Linked DNA regions of Homo sapiens: all the other regions are linked to region 1. A link is a contact called in ENCODE Hi-C data. All regions are on one chromosome and are shown on one strand. The core of a region is the stretch at or near the end of the contact, and the rest is flanking DNA. Distances in the headings are between cores, read along the strand shown.

Region 1 (2,976 bases), core at 234-2,733:
AAGGAACCACAGTGGAGCCAGCACTCATCACTGAGAAACCAGGAGCAGCCCTTAAGGTCTCCAAAAAGACAACGTCTCAGAGGAGGAAGAGGAAGCCACAGCGATAGGGTCACTTGCTGACATCCTTCCGGATGCGCTATCGCTGCGCAGAAGTAACTTCCACCACTATGTTTTCCTGAGATAAGTCGGGGAGTCTGAGAGGGAGAGAAGGGGGGAGACTGAGAGTCAGAGAGAGGAGAGACTAAGGACGCTAGGTGGGCAGGGCTCTTCACTTGCAGGTGCGCCTGTGTGCTGTGAGTTGCTGGGGGTTGTAGAATGCTTTTGGTGGACAGAGGGAACCAGGTTGCAATGTGAGAACATTTTTATGAATTTCTGGGAAACTGCCTTAAGATCTATTCCAAGAGAGACACCTGGTTCTTCTCACCTAACTTGTTGGGTTTCCTTTTCTCACTCTAAATATTCACTTTAAGGCCGGGCACTGTGGCTCATGTCTGTAATCCTAATGCTTTAGGAGGCTGAAGCAGGAGGATGGCTTGAGCCCAGGAATTCGAGACCAGCCTGGGCAACATAGCAAGATCCTGTTTTGACAAAAAATTTAAAAATTAGCTGGGCATGGTGGTGCATGCCTGTGGTGCCAGTTACTGGGGAGGCTGAGGCAGGAGGATCACTTGAGCTCAGGGGGTCCGAGGCAGCCTGGAAAACAGAGGAAGACCCTGTCTCAAAATAAATAAATATTTACTTTAATACCTAAGGGATGTCAAAAATTGTATAAGCCCCTACAACTCCAATTAGCCCCTCAGGAACACAAATGTTTCTCTTTTCCTTGCTCCACAGCCTTTTCTGGCTCTCCAGTGCTCTCAATGACCCAAACTGAACGGCTGTCTGCAGAGAACTGCATTTCCCATCGACCTTTTCGCTCGATATTTACATTTTAAAAAATGTTTTGTAGCGATGGAGATCTCGCTGTTGCCCAGGCTGGTCTCGAACTCCTGGGCTCAAGCGATCCTCAGCCTTCCAAAGTGCTGAGATTACAGGCGTTAAGCCACTGAGCCTGGCTAAATTAAAAAAAAAAAAAATTGTAGGGATGGGGCGGGGCGAGGGTCACTATGTTGCTCAGGCTAGTCTCGAATCCCTGGGCTGAAGCAATCCTCCCGCCTCGGCCTCCCAAAGTGCTGGAGTTAGGGGCGTGAGCCCCGGCAAGGGGCAGACACTCATTTTCTGTCGTGGCAGACACCGCCTCCTCCTGGGATTGGTCCCGGCCTCGCCCTCCTGCCACTCAGGCCTTGACTCGCTTTACTGCATGAGCCCAGTAGCCCAGTCTCCGCCTCTTACGTAAGGCACCGCCCAGTCGTCCAGGCCTCCGTGAAGGGGGGGGCTGGAGGGGTCGGGGGGGTGGGGGCGAGGCCTTCCCTCAATCCTGACGTCCATTGGCTGTCTCTTCGCCGGCGGGGCGTGGGTACGGGAGCCGGGCGGGCACGCTCCGAACCGCGGCTTAGGTGGCGGCGGCGAAGGATGCACCCGGCAGGCTTGGCGGCGGCGGCTGCGGGGACGCCCCGGCTGCGTAAGTGGCGTACGTGGCCGGCGGAGGAGATCGGGCGGGCGGGGGCGTGGCGGGGCGGCCGCGTCGGTTGGCGAGGTCACTGCAGGTCAGAGGTCACGAGATCAAGGATCTGGAACCCTGAGGTGTGCACAGCGCTGGGATGCCAGGTTCGGGTAGGAGGCCCCTTGGGGGGCGATTCTTTAGGAAATTCCTTTAGAAGAAAACAACTTGGGACTGGATAGCGTGCGATATGCAGAGAAATGCAACTTTCATTCATTTGCAGTTAGCGATCCGCCCTTCCCTGCTCCCCACCCTTCCGTGGCTCCCCAGTACCCGCCTGCTGTCGCCCACACCCTTAGGACAGCTTCGTGGCCCCCCGGGAGCGCAGAGGGCCATGCCTACCGCTCATTTAAGAAGCGAACCTGTATTGTGCTGTTGGCCCCCTTTTCCTGTCTCTTCATCTCCGTGAGTGTGCTGTGTGTTTCATTTATTCATTCAACCTAACTTGTCTCAACTCCCATGTGTCAGGCCCTGTGTTGGGATGGAGATGTTGTGGGAGCCCTGAGGAGGCACATGACCCAGCCTAGGGGTGTCAGTGAAGCTTCCTGGAAGAGGATACTTCTTTTTCTTTTTTTTTTTTTTTTGAGACCTAGTTTTGTTCTTGTTGCCAAGGCTGGAGTGCAATGGCGCGATCTCAGGTCACCGCAACCTCCGCCTCCCGGGTTCAAGCGATTCTCCTGCCTCAGCCTCCCAAGTAGCTGGGATTACAGGCGCAGGCCACCACGCCCGGGGTGGTATAGACGGGGTTTCTCCATGTTGGTCAAGCTGGTCTCAAACTCCCGACCTCAGGTGATCCGCCCGCCTAGGCCTCCCAAAGTGCTGGGATTACAGGCGTGAGCCACCGCACCCGGCATGGAAGAGGATAATTCTGATCATGAAAAGTTACCCAGGAGAAGGAGATTTGTAGTGAGAGGGCAGGCTGGGCGTGCTGGCCTACACCTATAATCTCAGCACTTTGGGAGGTCGAGGTGGGCGAATCACTTGGGGCCAGGAGTTGGAGACCAGCTTGGGTAACAGCAAAATCCTATCTCTAATAAAAGTACACAAAATTAGCCGGGTGTGGTGGCGAGCACCTGTAATCCCGGCTACTTGGGAGTCTGAGGCTTGAGAATCACTTGAACCCAGGAGGCAGAGGTTGCACTGAGGCGAGATTGCACCAGCCTGGGCGACAGAGCAAGACTTCGCCTCAAAAAAAAAAAAAAAAAAAAAAAAAGAGGGTGATCCACCTGCCTTGGCCTCCCAAAGTGCTGGGATCACAGGCATGAGTCACGGTGCCCAGCCAACCAGCCTGGCCAACATGATGAAACCCCATCTCTACTAAAAATGCAAAAAAATTAGGTTGGGCGCAGTGGTTCACACCTATAATCCCAGGATTT
Region 2 (3,054 bases), core at 421-2,920, 5.1 Mb before region 1:
ATGTGTTCTGATTTCTATCACCACTGGTTAGTTTTGTCTGTTCTGAAACTTCATATATATTCAGTTACACAGTATGTTTTGTTTGTTTGTTTAAGGCTTTCTAAACTCAACACCAAGTTTTTTCTTTTTTTAAAATAAAATGAGATGGGATCTCACTATGTTGCACAGCCTGGTCTCAAAACCCCTGGGTTCAAGTGATCCTCCCACCTTGGTGTCTCAAAGTGCTGGGATTACAGGTGTGAGCCACTGTGCCTGGCCCCAACACAAAGTTTTTGAGATATGTTGCTGCATATATCAGGTGTTGGATCTTTTCTATTGCTGTGTAGTATTCCATTGGCCGAACCAACCACTCTCTTTTGCCATTCACTTCTTTTTCTTTTTCCTTTTTTAAAATCATATATCCTACTCTCAGATCCATTTACTTTTTTTTAATTTTTAAATTTTTAAATTTTTTTTTTTGAGACAGGGTCTCACTCTGTTGCCCAGGCTGGAGTGCAGTGGCGTGATCTCAGCTCACTGCAACCTCCACCTCCTGGGCTCAAGTGATTCTCCTGCCCTACCCTTCCGAGTAGCTGGGACAGCAGGTGCACGCCACTGCACCTGGCTAATTTTTTTAAATTTATTATTTTTTTTTAATAGAGATGAGGTTTCGCCATGTTGCCCAGGCTGGTCTCAAACTCCTGATCTCAAGTGATCCACCCAGCTCGGCCTCCCAAATTGCTGGGATTACAGGCATGAGCCACCGCGCCCGGCCTCCATTTACTTCTTGATGGCTAGCTGCACTATTTCTCAGGTTGATCATATTAGGAAGCAAATCTATTATGTCCTCCAGCTCATTTAGACCCTCTTAAAGGTTCTCTACTATTCTCAAAATTAATCCAAATCTCTTGTCGGGGCCTCTGATGCCCTGAGTGTCTCGGCCTCTGCCTGACTCTTTCATCTCAGTTCCTGCCCTTCTCTCATGGACTTCTGAGCTCAGGAGCACTGCTCTCCTTTCCATGTTTGAATGGTCCATCCTACCTCCTACCTCCAGGTGCTCCCACGTGCTGTTCCCTCTGCTTGTAAAGGGCTGTGTCCCTCTCTTGACCTGCTCTAGCTGGCTACATCCTGCATGCCCTTGAGGTTGCATCTCAGATAACCTCAAGGAAGCCCTCACCGACCAGCCCCCACTTCTAGACTGCACATCTCCTTGTATCACTACACTTTTTCCTTCAGTGTCTTAGTCTCTTTGGTAAACACCAATTTGTACGATTATTTGATTAGCATCTGTCTCCCCCATCAGACTGTGAGCTCTGCCAGGACAGGCACTGGTTCTGTCTTCATCTCCAGCATTACCTAGACCAAAGCCGGGCACACTGTAGATGCTCATTTAACAGTTACCGAACACTGAATGTCGAGTAGCCCCAGCCTGTCTTTAAGCCCCACTACTCTCCCACTCCAAACACACACAGACTTTCTCCCGCGAGCTGTCAGGGAACCTCAGCTCCCACCCTTTCCCTCCTTGGCAACTTCACAGGGCAGGGACCGCTCTCCCTTGGATGACGCGCCTAGGGGCGGGGCCCCGCCCCACAGCCGACGCTGAGTTGGCCCGGTTGGGCAAGGCTGGGGTTGCCTGGGGCGAGGTTACTCATCCTGGGCTCAGGTAAGAGGGCCCGAGCTCGGAGGCGGCACATCCAGGGGGGACGCCAAGGGAGCAGGACGGAGCCATGGACCCCGCCAGGAAAGCAGGTGCCCAGGCCATGATCTGGACTGCAGGCTGGCTGCTGCTGCTGCTGCTTCGCGGAGGTGGGTCTGCTGCCCGGAGAGGTGGAGGGGGTAGAGTGGGGGCTCTTAGGGAGGAGGCTCCTCTGGCCCCGTACAGAGAAGGCTGTGGGAAGGATCCCCACATAAGCAGAGGGCACTGTGGGCAAAGTTCCCCCATCCTAAGCAAGGGAGGCAGAGGGAAGGGTCCTCCACCATGGGCCGTAGGAAGGGTTCCCCACCACGGACAAGGGGAGCTGTGGGCAAAATTTTCCTATCCTGAAGCTGCAGAAAGAAGTCCCCTGTTCCTAGGCCGGGCGCGGTGGTTCATGCCTGTAATCTCAGCACTTTGGGAGGCCGAGGCAGGCGGATCATGAGGTCAAACGATCGAGACCAGCCTGGCCAACATGGTGAAACCCTGTCTCTACTAAAAATACAAAAATTAGCTGGGCGCGGTAGCGCGAGCCTGTAGTCCCAGCTACTCGGGAGGCTGAGGCAGGAGAATCGTTTGAATCCAGGAGGGGAGGTTGCAGTGAGCCGAGATTGCGCCACTGCACTCCAGCCTGGCGACAGAGCGAGACTCCGTCTCAAAAAAAAAAAAAAGAAAAAAAGAAAAAAAGAAAAAAGTGTTCCCTGTCCTGGGCAGAGAAGCTGTGGGTAGTGTTCTCTCATTTGAGCAGAAGGGGGCTGTGGGAAGGGATCCCTCACTGAGCACAGTCTACTGTGGGAAAAGTTCTCCCACACACTGTGGGAAAAGTTCTCTCATTCTGAGCAGAAAACCGTGAGGAGGTATCCTTCCTACCCCGGGATGAGGGGCTTCATGGCGGGGATCGCCTACAGTGGGCATACAGGGCTGTCGGAAGGATGTGCCCACAGTTGGCATAGTGGGTGTGAAGGAAAAGGGTCCAGTGATTCCCGTGCTTCCAGATTTGTGGAAAGCTTTTCCCTACTCCTGCCCTGGAAAAGTGTGTGCAATAAGACTGTCTAATCCCGGGACAGAGGGCATGGGAAGGACTATTTCTCCTTGGGGGTGGACGCTTTAGCAAGGAGGGCTCAGGTCTATTCGGCTCCGCTCCCCCAGGAGCGCAGGCCCTGGAGTGCTACAGCTGCGTGCAGAAAGCAGATGACGGATGCTCCCCGAACAAGATGAAGACAGTGAAGTGCGCGCCGGGCGTGGACGTCTGCACCGAGGCCGTGGGGGCGGTGGAGACCAGTGAGTGGGGACCCCCGGGCCACGCACACCACTGCAGGCTCCTCCGGCCCAGCCCCGCCTCCTTATAGTCCTTTCTGGATCTGGCCACGCCCCTTTAACGC
Region 3 (2,783 bases), core at 129-2,628, 5.2 Mb before region 1:
AATGTGATTATTTTGGCCCCCGTTCCTGGAGAATGCTCCCTACTCACAGGCGGGGCACTCTCACCTTCTTTGGTCACTGGTTCCTTGCCAGTGGGACTAGGATCGGTAGCCCCGGCCGCGGACTCCGCGCCTCGCTCCAGCATCTTGCTGGCACAGGAACCTAGGGGCAGGGCGCGGGGCGGGGGTGACGCCGGTGATGACCAGGCTGATGGGGATAGGGTTGGAGGGCCTAAAATGAGGGATCACACTGTTTAGGAGCAAGGTCTGCAAGTATGGGATGCTAAGGCGGGGGCAGGCTTAGCGGGGAGGCGGAGCCTAAGAGCACAGTGAGCGGGGCTATGCAAATTCAAGCCAGAGGCAGTCCCTTCGCTATCTAAACCCAGGGTTGGAGTCTTTCAGCAGAGTGGGCGGAGTCTCCACAACTAACTCAGCGGCCGTCTTAAGCGCGGAGCCGGCGGGGCCTATGCGCAGAGTGGGCGGGACCTTCCCCACCAGACCCTGCAGTCCTGGAATGGGCGGGGCTGTACAAAAAAAGTCTTGTTCTGAAACTAGACCCAGGGGGCGGGGGCCTTCGAGCGGAGTGGGCAGGTCTTTCATCACCGTCCCAGGGGAGGGGCCTATGGGCACAGTGGGCGGGGCTTCACGTCGAAGACCTAGCTTTACCCGGCTTTTGACTTAGTCTCAGTTCATTGACGCCGCGTCAACTGCGCCCTTCTTGCCGTTAAATTTCATCCCTGGCTTGGATGGGGCCGTGGAGGATAGAGGGGGGACCTGGAGGAAGATACGGAAGGAACCTGGCATGCGTCGCGGTCCAGAGACCCCTAATGGACTTTTCCCTCAGAGTCCCAAGCGTAAAGGATTCAATGCACCCCTCGGAATCAGACATTCAGGCACCGATGCACCCTCCCGAGGCTCTGGCACCAATGCACAGTCCCTCCAGCATCTCCAGAATCTAGGCGTCCGGACCACAACCGATCTCCCTCGGGGTGATTCTGGCATTCAGCCTGCAAGCCAATATCCGCGCCCGAACCCCTGCGCCCTCACCTGCAGGACGGCCCCTCCCCGGGGGCGGGGCTTCCGGCTCCTCCCGCCACGGCCACGGCCGCAGCCGCTGTCGCCGCTGCTGCACTGCCCTCGGACCAGCGGAGCTGCCCCGCCCGGCGCGCGTCCGGCGTCGGGGGAGGGCAGGCAAGGGAGCGCGCGCAAGCTGCTTAGCCCAACCTCATTTCCATCCCCTCCTCCCACGCTGGACCAAAGGGGGCGTCAGAAAGCATGCGCAGTGCGGGCTGGCAGAGGCTGCAGAGAGGGGGAAGAAGGAATGGAAGGAGGGGCTGGGTGCGCCAGCCAGGCAGGCAAGTTCGTGAGCAAGCGCGAAGCTACCGTATCGACAGAAAGTGCACCGCCGGTGGCGGGGCCTACGGTGGCTGACTGGAGTCAAGCATGTACAAGACTAACATGGACAAACTGCGCTTGGAAATCAGTGCATGCACCCGTCTTTTTAATGTCCCTCTTCTTTTCGAGAATTCCGCTGAGTTCCATCTCCAGAGGCAGTTTCAAGAGCTCGCTGCTAATTCTACCCTTCAAGGCGTTTGCAAAAAGTCTGGCCAGTTCTTCGAGAGAGGGCGGGGGCGGGACTCCGGGCTCAAAGAGAGCCAGTGCCCAATAAAAGGCACGTTATTTGCACAGCGCCTTGGCACACCTCGCTATTGGGTGATTCAAGATTCTCAGCCACGCACCCATCTACCTTCCCCCTCGGAAGCCTGGGTGGTCCCGAGGTGCCCTGGCCCATGCTCTTGGTGCCAGGCCTGGGGTGGCATGCAGCTTAGCATTCTTCCCGAGCAGTGGCGGTGCACCTTCCTGCCTGGTGCAGAAAGGACCAGGAAATGCCCATAAAAGTCCTCTGCATGGGTGGGTCTCAGTCCGATAACCCGCAAGGTCTGGCGATCCCTGGGAGTTTGGCGGGGTTATTTGGACTCTGGAGCCAGATTGCCTGGGTAACTGGTTTGGAATACGGCTGTGCCACTTTCTAGCCGTGTGACCCTTTCTAGCTCTCTTTCTAGGCCTGTTTCCTCATCTATAAAATGGAGCGTTTTTAGGATTAAATATGATAATCAATGGAAAGTGTTTAGACTAGAAAGTGCCTAGGCCGGGCTCCCTGTCTCATGCCTGTAATCCCAGCACTCTGGGAGGCAGAGGCGGGCGAATCACTTGAGCCCAGGATTTCCAAACTAGACGGGGGCTAGGCACGGTGGCTCACGCCTGTAATCCCAGCACTTTGGGAGGCGGAGGTGGACGGATCACCTGACGTCAGGAGTTCGAGACCAGCCTGGCCAACATGGTGAAAACCCGTCTCTACTAAAAATACAAAAATTAGTCAGGCATGGTGGCACACGCTTGTAATCTCAGCTACTCCGGAGGCTGAGGTGGGAGGATGGCTTGAACCTGGGAGGCAGAGGTTGCAGTGAGCCAAGATCAAGCCACTGCACTCCAGCCTGGGCAACAGAGTGAGACTCCGTCTCAAAAAAACAAAAAAACCAAAAACCCAAACAAACAAAAATCCCAGCCTAGGCAACATAGTGAGACACCTCCCCATCTTAAAAAAAAAAAAAAAAAAAAAAAAAAAGTCTGGCTTAATGGCAGCCTGTAGTCCCAGCTATTTCACGGGGGTAGGGAGTGGGGACTCACCCAGGAGTTCATGTCTGCAATGAGCTATGATTGTGTTACTGCATTCCAGCCTGCGCAACAGAGTGATACCCCGTATCTTTAAAAAAAAAGTTTTTAAA

What was found. Hi-C counts contacts between places; a loop is a spot of excess contacts on that map. Pooled maps may share reads with other maps.
Region 2: a pooled map shows a loop between it and region 1 (17-fold over the local background). The contact joins the promoter of LYPD3 here to the promoter of YIF1B in region 1. A Hi-C loop is called at or near these places in 4 of 50 pooled maps.
Region 3: a pooled map shows a loop between it and region 1 (14-fold over the local background). The contact joins the promoter of ZNF575 here to the promoter of YIF1B in region 1. A Hi-C loop is called at or near these places in 4 of 50 pooled maps.

The regions. Positions count from the first base shown.
Region 1 is chr19:38,314,454-38,317,429 of GRCh38, reverse strand. It overlaps YIF1B (Yip1 interacting factor homolog B, membrane trafficking protein), which reads left to right and starts at 1,483. Exons shown (of 8, transcript NM_001039672.3): 1 at 1,483-1,570. The coding sequence starts at 1,513. RefSeq lists a silencer at 1,159-1,648.
Region 2 is chr19:43,464,224-43,467,277 of GRCh38, reverse strand. LYPD3 (LY6/PLAUR domain containing 3) reads left to right here and starts at 1,670. Exons shown (of 5, transcript NM_014400.3): 1 at 1,670-1,785; 2 at 2,822-2,953. The coding sequence starts at 1,707. RefSeq lists an enhancer at 2,918-3,054.
Region 3 is chr19:43,531,783-43,534,565 of GRCh38, reverse strand. ZNF575 (zinc finger protein 575) reads right to left here and starts at 1,378. Exons shown (of 4, transcript NM_174945.3): 1 at 1,045-1,378; 2 at 664-771; 3 at 65-229. The coding sequence starts at 143. RefSeq lists a silencer at 963-1,272.